Linked DNA regions of Homo sapiens: regions 1 and 2 are each linked to region 3. The links are chromatin contacts, found by Hi-C or POLR2A ChIA-PET in ENCODE. All regions are on one chromosome and are shown on one strand. The core of a region is the stretch at or near the end of the contact, and the rest is flanking DNA. Distances in the headings are between cores, read along the strand shown. Region 1 overlaps TPP2 (tripeptidyl peptidase 2). Region 2 overlaps TPP2 (tripeptidyl peptidase 2). Region 3 holds the start of ERCC5 (ERCC excision repair 5, endonuclease).

Region 1 (3,284 bases), core at 121-2,620, 170 kb after region 3:
TACACTTCAATAAAGCTGTTAAAAAACCCACGGTTTGTCCCAAATGTTATGCAAATTTTCTTTCAAATCCTCTATCTTTCAAATATACAATGTAGAGGAATCTATTAAGAAAATTACAGCAATGAAACTTGTTCCTTTAAATGTCTTCTTAAAAACTTTTCACATTTCCAGGGCAAAGGAATATGATCCTATGCTTATTTTGTAAATGAAGTGTCCTTTTAGAATGGCTGAATTGATTAGTCACCTTTTTCTTTACACTATTAGAGAAAATTTTAAATAAAGTAGACTAACTGTACATTTTAAATACGTGCAGTTTATTATATGGCAACTATAGCTCAATATTCTGCTAAGTAAGTATATTTCAACTCATGGAAAACCGTGGTTAATCTAAAACATTCCTTTCTCTGCTCCCATATTAATTTGAATCAAATCAGACAAATCATTCCTTTTGTAAATTCAGGTTGTATCTATACAAGATACGTAACCACAATACTATCACATCTAAAATATAATTTTATATTAAATAAGTAACATTATACGTTAAAATATGTAGTGTTCAAATTTCCAATTGTCTTGTAAGTGTCATGACATTTATTTTTAGTTTCAATCAGAACCCAATCAGGTCCAAATTTGATTAGTATGTCTCTTAAATCTGATCCTCCTTTCATCTTGGTTTTTTGTAGAATTTCATACTACTGCATTATGCAGACTGCACCATTAGAGTGTCCTTTAACTTGTTCCTCAATCCTCTGTTGTTTCTGTAAATTTCACATCTTAATGACTCAGGCTTGAAACCATCTAGCCCAAGCCCAGCTTAGATCTGCCAAATTCCAGGCAAGTTACACTTATTAGTGAAAATAAGTTAGACAGATGAGTTTTGAAGTAGCTTAACTTTTAAAATCACACATAAAATGAAATTACGAAATATATTTCCAGTTGCTTTGTATTCTATTTGCATTTTGGTAAGACCTGGCCGATTCTAGAGTGAATTTGGTTTACATGACTGGGTATGCAGGCAGCCCTAGCTGCACAGTGAAAACCTGACAGCTGGCACTGACACTGGAACTGTAGTTATACATGTTTGTCCCTCGAGAGAACTCAGCTTGAATTCATTACAAACTTGCCTGATGTTTGAAATCTTCTCACAAAAAAAGGGGTTTTAAATGAAACTAAAACAGTACATTTGCAGAACTGAGTGCAGAGGCATTCTGCAGCAAAGTGCTAGCAGGTACTGCACCATCACATCCTGACCTGGCTGTCTCAGGGTATCAGAAGGCAGGTAGAAATTCTGCTGATTGGGATGCCCAAAAACCCTTCATGTTAGAGCGTCACTTACATCCTCCTCTTCTGGTTTCCGGGATTTTACTTAGTCAGCTTCCCTTTTTCAGTTTACCACCCATGACTACTGATAAATTCTTCACCCCTTGGTTTGCTATGTTCAGACTGAGACTCTTGAAATTCAGTTTCTCACTTCTTTATTCCTCAAAAAATTCTCTCCATTCAAGGTTTCCTCCCCTTCCCCTTTAGGGGAGATAGCAAGAATCCCTATTATCTATCTCCCTATGAAGGCTTCTCTGACTTAGATCCTAAAGGGAAAGACAAAGACCCATGTATTCTGAATGCTGGGTTGCTGGGAGGACGGAGAACGAAACACAGTGGAGGCAAAGACTCAGTTAATTCAAATGAAATAATTTTTTTAGTTGGAATAGACACACTGATTCAACACCACGATTTTCTTAAGGAGATTCATGGGGGTCAAGTGATTTGACTTGTCAGTACTTGAGCCAGGATTAGACAGCAGAGACCCAGGCTGGGGCTTCCAGTCATCCAGTCCCTGCACATTTCATTAGAGCTGGGGGTGGAGGGAGAAAGGGTTTGAGATTTGTGGTGCCTAAGAAGAGAAGCAGGTGGGGCTCTTCTGCGGTAAAGAGAAGTTCTCCCAGAAAGCATGCTAACATGAGGAAGGAAAGAAATCCCATGAGATGGCAAAACTCCTCCCAGTAACAATTGAGAACTGCCTCTTATTATTGGAAAGGGGCCACAGAACCAGTATTGAGCACATACCCTGTACTGTCTCTAATGGTTCTTTAAAAAGTTATTTTTACCTAGTTTTTTCAATTGTTTTCAGTGGGTGTGCAAACATTGGCTACTGTGACCAGAAACAGGAAAACTGCTTGACTTTTTGAAGTACCATCCTACTGTTTGTATTATTTTTAATGTAATCACATAGAAACAGTAATGATTTTACTGAGAACATCTTCTAGAGCTTACTTGGGTCCACTTGTCACCACAGAAATGCAGAATGAACCAGACAGGAAACAGGAGCTAACATGGCAGCTTTGTATAACTGCCTCCAGTTACAGGAGTCACAAATGAATAGGCATGGCTCTGTTCCAATAAAACTTTATTTACAAAAACAGGCAGCAGTCCAGTTTGGGTTAAAGGGCCAAACGTTACTGATTCCTGCTGTAGGTAGTACTTACCTGAAATAGCAAAACCTGGGTTGTAAAGCAAGGTCTGTAATTAATTTCCAACAGTTGATCAGCCGTATAACCTTGGGAAGTCATCCTACCTTTACTGAGCTTCTCCATTCTCTTACTGGACTAAACCTATACAAATGGGGACCTGTATGTGTGTGCAGGTGAAAGTCCATGAGTGTGTGAGAGAGAACATGCATGTAGCTTTCATGGATAGACTTTGGACCCTAGCTAGCCCAGAAGGTGTGACCAATATGCTTATACATGTATTTATGTTTCTCATAAACGCTCTAACACTTCATGAGATACAGCAGAAACAGTTGGGAGTGACTAAGGATTACTGGTAGTAATTTTAAGCAGCAGTAAATCTTAAGAGAACAAGATAAAAAAATCATACATACACACAATTTGCCATTAGATAAGGGACTGTAAACTTTTCAATACTACTTTTGTCTGTTTATTTGGTGGAGGAATGACGAGAGATGCACGTGCAGTAGCCAAAGATAAAAATAATAAAAAGTTAGATATGCACAAAAGTTAATCATACAAGAACTGGAAATACATTCAAATAATTGTAAGCCTATAAGAAACACTGTAAAATAGATTATCTTATGTTTAACTTTTTTTGTCTATGTATTTAATGTATTATTTCTGTTATAACCCCAAATTTTATTTATGAAAAATTAAGACCAACTTTAAGAAGCTTCAATATTCACTTTTATTATTTATAAAAAAAAATTAAGGTACCAGAGTGCATATGGTGTACTGTGATCTTGGTTTTGCAAATTTATTCATGTGTTTTACATT
Region 2 (3,247 bases), core at 661-3,160, 190 kb after region 3:
AGAGCAGAAATGCTATGAAGATTTCTCTACAGTATATATTTAATGTTAAGTTTAGAAAAAAGGCATTCCAGCTATTCATGAAGTATTTCAACAGTGTTCAAACTGAACAGTGTTATTCAGAAAGTCAAACTCACCTGCCAAACCAATAACTACTCTTTGGGCAACACAACGCACTATAAGTTAAATTGTGGTTCAAAATGGCAATTTCTTTAGTTCTTAAAATTGTTAGTAACTGAATACTCAAAAATTTAAAAGCTTCACATAAACTATTTTTAAAATTTATATCATATTTGAATGCTATTTATGATCTGTTAAAAGTGACAATATTCAGGCTGGGTGCAGTGGCTCATGTCTGTAATTTCAGCATTTTGGGAGGCTGAGCCAGGAGGATCGTCCGAGGCCGGGAGTTTTAGACCACCTTGGGCAACATACGTAGTAAGACCTCTCTCTATAAAAAGTAAAAATTAGCCAGGCATAGTGGCACACGCCTGTAGTCCCAGCCACTCTAGGGAGGCTGAGGTGGGAGGATCACTTGAGCCCAGGAGCTGGAGGCAACAGTGAGCTACGATCATGCCACTGTACTCTAGCCTGGAGTGTAGAGTGAGACTGTCTCTTAAAAAAACATACAAACAAACAGAAAATATATTATTGCATTTTACAAGGAATTTTAAAAAGGGTGACATACCGTTTCAAATCAAGTCACTGAAACCCAGAGGAAAAAATCTATTAAGAATTATATACAAAATGCTATTTATCTTAATCAACCGGAAATTATACATGTATTTTTTTCTTTGTAATGTGACTATAAAACTGTAATACTAATTATTTCTAAAATAAGAGCTTTATTGTGTACTTGCATTGAAGACAGAAAGGAACGAGCAGAGATAACTCTAGCTGCCAAGTTCTTCAAATGAAGCTTTACTAATCACCAAGTAAATGCCTTCCTATTCATTCAGTGTTTTCCTAACTATACAACCTAATTCAAACAAAATCTACCCAAACTTGCAAAAGGTCAACAAAAATAAGAAGAAAAATAATTGGCTATGGCCTTCGTGATAAGTGCCTTCTATTTTTAATAGATTCCTAGAATACCTATTCCTTGTTCTCTAAAGCAGTAACTTGCAAACTATTTTTACAATGTCCCAAAGATATACACATTAATACATAAAATGAAATTACAATTTTATGAGTCTGATGAACTGACATTTCCTATTTTAAAAAAATGCTGTTTTTATCCCATTACGTGGCCCCCAAACGGTCAAGACACCCAGTTGAGAAATACTGATCTTTAGATCTTTCTCCAGAAAGATGATTCCTAGTATCTGTATTTTGTTTGGACAAATTATTTACTATTATGTAATAATATGGACATTTCAGAAGACATTTTAATAAAGGATAAGCTGTTATAGAATGGTGATTCCCCAGTTCCATATCACTACTAATTAACAAGTATACATTAGGACATTACTGATTTTCCCACTGTAATTCTTTCTGTTTAAAAAGAAATCATGAAAATGTTGAATGACGTAGCACGTCTTCACCAGAAAGCTTATTAAATATGTGGTCCCTTTTATATATATATATATATATATATATATATATATATATATATATATATATATATATATGTATGTATGTTTTGTTTTGAGACAGGGTCTCACTCTGTCACCCAGACTGGAGTGCAGTGGTGTGATCTCAGCTTACTGCAGCCTCCACCTCCCAGGCTCAAGCGATCTTTCCACCTCAGCCTCCAATAGAGTAGCTGGGACTATAAGTGTGTGCTACCACGCCTGGCTAATTTTTGCATTTTTTTGTAGAGACAGGGTTTCACCATGCTGCCCAGGCTGGTTTCAAACCGCTGAGCTCAAGGGATCTGCCCAACTTGCCCTCCCAAAGTGCCGGGATTACAGGCATGAGTCACTGCGCCTGGCCCTAAAATATATTTATAGCAGACATTTTCTTTTCTGAGTTAAATCTGGCCCCAGCAGTAAATCAAAGATTGCTTAATATGCTGCAGAGAGGCTGATCAGACCACTTAGTAGCGATGGGCTTAAAATCTGTGTTCTTAGCATAAGCTTTAATTGTCAGTGAACAGTCCTTATTTCTGTTCCTGCTACATCCATTGATCTTTATTGTTTCTCTTCTTTCAGAACCAGAATGGATACAAGAGCAGGGAATAAAGTTCGCTTTAAAAAGCTGCAACATTTTATTAATCAAATCACCCAATTTAAAAGTGCTTTTAGACTTTAAAAATAAGTGCTTTAGCTTATATGGCTAAAAAAAAAAAATTATCACATCCATCTCTCTATAAAATTGTAAATATGAAAAATTTCAAATATTGCTACTTGTTATCATATCTGTAGCAAGAAATGAATAGCATTAAAATTTTTGTATACACAGAGAAAATGAGTCATCCAGGAATTTATGGTGGGGAAAAAAAAAAAAACCTTTAGAAAAGCAGTATGTCAACAATGCTTCTAAGTACAGCTAAGAGCACTATACTTTAGAATGCAAAGAAAGGAAACTAAGGGAGACTTATTAAAAAAAAGGTTTATAATAGTGACAGAAAAAAGTTTAATATGCAAATAAGGCTTTAAGACATCTTTTTTAAGAACTGACAATCAGTACCTTTTTAAATTTTCCTTGTCGTTTTGCTGCAGACTGCCCCTGGGAGTTAGAACGACATTCTGTAAGAAAACATGCATAATCTACACAGGATGGAGACAGAACCTCTGTCTAATTGTCTTTCAGTTTATGTTCCACCTGTGTTACACCACTTAGAAGGCTCAGGTCTGTGATTAAGATGGCATGCTTTTAAAGAAAGCAACATTGCCACTTTCATTCCTTACATAAGAAAAAGTACTCAAATATGTTATTACTAAGAGTACATGTCAACTTCTTATTGAAAAATTTAGTAGATCAAAATCTATTGCTTATAAAAGCATTTCTTAAAATAGTAAATTTAGTTGATGGTCTAGTCTGATTAAAGGGTACCACAACAACCCCATTGCCTATGCATTCTTATAAAAAGCAACAAAGTTACTGTGAAAGTCAAAGTGAAGTGAAAGTTACCTTCCCAACTACCAAAAAACAAGAAAACGCTAAACCACTGAGAAAAGATTACATAAACAATGTGATGGAAGTTATAATGAACTCAACAGCTTTAAGTTACTGCTTTCTCCCAGGAAGGTCTCCCTTGATAAATAGCTACCATAGTTAACACCACATATTTATAATTTAATTTCAC
Region 3 (3,140 bases), core at 231-2,730:
ACTGAAGAATTAGGGCTCCACAGTCAGGGATTCCTTTGCTGAACGCCCACACACTCTTGCACTCCATTTCCCGTCCCCAATCCCCCCGCAATCATTTACAGGACTCTTTCCACAAGCCCACGAGCCCCTAGACTCATAGATCCCCATTTAGGAAATTGGTGTAAGGTATCACCAGATTCTGAGCCAGAATAGATACTCAAAAAAAAAAAAAAAATGACTACATAACAAAGAAAAAGATAAAAATTTCAAAAGCAGTATCACGTTTTGCTAATGAAAAAAGAATTTAATTCCAATGACAAACAAAACCAGCCAAACATGTACAGAAACAATAGTCCTTAAAAAGTCAATTTAAAAAATGGGTAAAACACCTGTCCACACTATCCTTCCTCTAAGAAACATAAATGGGGCAAGACTCAAGCAAAACTAATCGTCGAAGTCTACTCTGCTCTCCTTACTGACCTCCCGGACAGGATAATAACTTTAAGATTTACTGTATTAATCGCACTAAACTTCTCTCATGTAGGCAATTTCTTTATTCCTCATTCCAATCCTGTGTGTAGATACTATCACCACCTCTACTTTGCAGATGAGAGAACTAAGGCAGAGAGGAACATAAAGCACTGCCACAAAGTGACAAACCAGGATGCACAGGCCGCTAAGACTGCAAAGCTGGGGAAAGCAGACAGGGCGGCCCGCCTCATCACCCGATTCCGCAATCAACCTACCACGGATCAAAAATATTTGCGATGGAAAAAAATAAATAAATAAAACATACCAATAAAAACTACAAAAAATTTTAAAATACAGTATAACAACTATTTACAGATCACTTACATTGCATTCGGCATTACAAGTAAGCTAGAAACGATTTAAAAGATTACGGAAGTGGGTAGTTTATATGCAAATACCACGCCATTATATAAGGGAGTTGAAGGAACTTGAACATCGTGGTATACGGAGGAGGGGCTGGAACCAAAGCCCCGGGGATACCGAGGGACGACTGTACTTAGAAAACCTAGTGACAGAGATTCTATAGCGACCCCGACCCCGACCCAAGACCATCATCCTGCAGATGCCACTGTGCCCAAGGCAGAGCCCCGCGAGGAATCCAGCCCCGAATCCCTGCACCCCAAGTCCCAACGCGGCGTTAAGGATACCAACAGCCAGGATCTTCCCTTCCAGCGCTTCGGGGCTGACCTGCCGCCCGGAGCACTCCAGCAGCTTCCAGAGCCCCTGGACCCCCATGAGGCGGCTGCGTCCTAAGAGCGGACCCCGACAACTTCTACTCTAATTCTTCTACGACGGACTGCACCGCCGCCTAGGACCCCGGGAGGAAGCCCTCCCTGCTCCTACACAACAAAGATGGCAAATAATACAGAAGCCACGGTTTTCCAGTGGGGGACGGCACTAATGGGAGCGCATTAAAGCGGAGAGACTCTGGCTGCAACACGTCTCAGCAGCTGTCACCGCCTCCCGGAAGAAAGACAGGTCCAGAGAATGGCCGTTGGCGGGGAGGGGCAGGGCCTCGCCTCGCCCAGCGCTTAGGCCCAAACGTCTGCGCCGCTAATGGAAGACCGGGGTGCAAGGGCCACGCAGGCGACGGAAACAGCCAGAAGATGTCCCTGCGACACCTCCCGCCTTCGCTGGTGGGTCCGCAAACCCATGAAAAATGGGCCCGCTCGGTTTCCGTCTAATACGACGCGCAGGGCGGAAGCTCCGCCTCCGCACATGACGTATATTTTCTGCGCTTGCAGCACTCCGGAAGTGAGAAGTTTAGCGCCAGTGGTGATGCCTTGGTGGTTACTTGCTTCCGTCACGCTGGCATCCTGAAGGCGTTAAGCATTAAAACAATGTGCAAAAGCGCCTTCTTGGTGGAGTAACGGGCTTTTGTTTTTGTTTGAGACAGGGTCTCACGCTGTCGCCCATACTGGAGTCCAGTGGCGCATTCTTAGCTCACTGCAGCCTGGAACTCCTGCTGCCCGAGCTCAAGCAACTTTCCCATCTCAGCCTCTCAAGTAGCTGGGACCGCAGGTGCGCACCACTATGCTTGGCGAATTATTTTTGTAGAAATGAGGTCTCCCTGTGTTGCCCAGGCTGGGAACTATTTTCTACACGCTTTTTTAGTATCGGTTTCTACCTTTGCGCCGCCGTGTGTGAAGATACTTAACACAAAGTGTTGTTTTACACGTGAAGAGACAACCAAAAGGTGGATGCCTTCTTGGTTTTGTACTATTTATTTATATGCTAGCACGTAGTAACTAAAGAATAATAAAATTTAAAGCCTGTGAAAATGTTAGGGTCCCAAAATTACTAAGCAAAAGGGAAAAGTCAAGCTGGGAACTGCTCAGGGCAAAACCTGCCTCCCATTCTAGTCAGTCATCCTTCTGCTCACTGAGATAGATGCATATTCTGATTGTCTCCTTTGGAAAGGCTTATCAGAAACTCGTATGCAGCCTTTTGTCTCTCATCTACCTGTGACCTAGAAGCCCTTCCTGCTTCCGAGTTGTCCCCACCTTTCTGGAAGGAACCAGTGTACTTACATATGTTGATTGATGTCTCCTGTCTCCCTAAAATGTATAAAACCAATCTGTGCCCCAACCACCTTGGGCACATGTCATCTGGACTTCCTGGGGCTGTGTCACAGCTGCGCGTCCTTAACGTTGGCAAAATAAACTTTCTAAATTAACTGAGACCTGTCCCAAATTTTGGGGGTTCACAAGCCTTAATCCTTGACATATAGTTTAGTTTTCTTCAGCATCTAAAAGTTATAATGCCGCGGCTTGTAGATCAGAAAGGACTAGAAATCAATTAACAGAGTAACCCCAGAAAAGGCCACAGCTCTGGAACCCTCAGGCCAAGATTCAAATCCCCGCATCGTGCCTCACTATGGTGTTTAGCATCCCTGAAGTCACAGTTGTTCAGAATTTGTGTCTCCATCAGTAATCAGGGCATAAAACCAACCTTGCAGACTTCAGTAAGTATTCAAGGTGTTACATGCAACGCACTTAGCACTAGTAACTATAAAGGATAGTATTAGCATCCATATTTGTTCAAATTGGAACGAAATTTAAACTCAGTGAAAAGGCTGACTTAAGGGAGCAGGCAATTTTTTAAAGACTTCTTTATAACAGAAGTATACG

What was found. A loop is a pair of places that touch in the nucleus more often than their neighbours do. ChIA-PET counts read pairs that join two places held with the same protein, here RNA polymerase II (POLR2A). Pooled maps may share reads with other maps.
Region 1: a map of CD8-positive, alpha-beta T cell shows a loop between it and region 3 (3-fold over the local background). The contact joins the enhancer-like site here to the promoter of ERCC5 in region 3. A Hi-C loop is called at or near these places in 5 of 168 maps with a recorded cell type or tissue (CD4-positive, alpha-beta T cell, CD8-positive, alpha-beta T cell, gastrocnemius medialis and 1 more), 19 of 37 single-sample maps with no recorded cell type and 17 of 50 pooled maps. POLR2A ChIA-PET finds 5 or more read pairs at or near these places in 2 of 52 experiments (CD4-positive, alpha-beta T cell and H1).
Region 2: a map of A673 shows a loop between it and region 3 (2.9-fold over the local background). The contact joins the enhancer-like site here to the promoter of ERCC5 in region 3. A Hi-C loop is called at or near these places in 11 of 168 maps with a recorded cell type or tissue (A673, CD4-positive, alpha-beta T cell, CD8-positive, alpha-beta T cell and 7 more), 17 of 37 single-sample maps with no recorded cell type and 19 of 50 pooled maps. POLR2A ChIA-PET finds 5 or more read pairs at or near these places in 5 of 52 experiments (AG04450, CD8-positive, alpha-beta memory T cell, MCF 10A and 2 more).

Annotation. Positions count from the first base shown.
Region 1 is chr13:102,679,062-102,682,345 of GRCh38, reverse strand. TPP2 (tripeptidyl peptidase 2) reads right to left here. Exons shown (of 30, transcript NM_001330588.2): 30 at 2,388-3,284. Among named protein-coding and RNA genes, the nearest start is that of METTL21C, 14 kb to the left of the region's middle. Within about 2 kb of position 1,370, at least 3 of the 41 ENCODE cell types and tissues checked have a DNase peak (open chromatin) inside an H3K27ac peak, as active enhancers do; they include CD8-positive, alpha-beta T cell, where a contact is called at or near this core.
Region 2 is chr13:102,650,779-102,654,025 of GRCh38, reverse strand. It overlaps TPP2 (tripeptidyl peptidase 2), which reads right to left. Exons shown (of 30, transcript NM_001330588.2): 24 at 2,629-2,667. Among named protein-coding and RNA genes, the nearest start is that of METTL21C, 43 kb to the left of the region's middle. Within about 2 kb of position 1,910, at least 4 of the 41 ENCODE cell types and tissues checked have a DNase peak (open chromatin) inside an H3K27ac peak, as active enhancers do; they include A673, where a contact is called at or near this core.
Region 3 is chr13:102,844,372-102,847,511 of GRCh38, reverse strand. It overlaps ERCC5 (ERCC excision repair 5, endonuclease), which reads right to left and starts at 1,480. Exons shown (of 15, transcript NM_000123.4): 1 at 1,158-1,480. The coding sequence starts at 1,245. All of the region lies in intron 9 of BIVM-ERCC5 (BIVM-ERCC5 readthrough), which reads right to left. RefSeq lists a silencer at 692-741 and enhancers at 903-1,725, 1,092-1,881, 2,092-2,141, 1,726-2,550.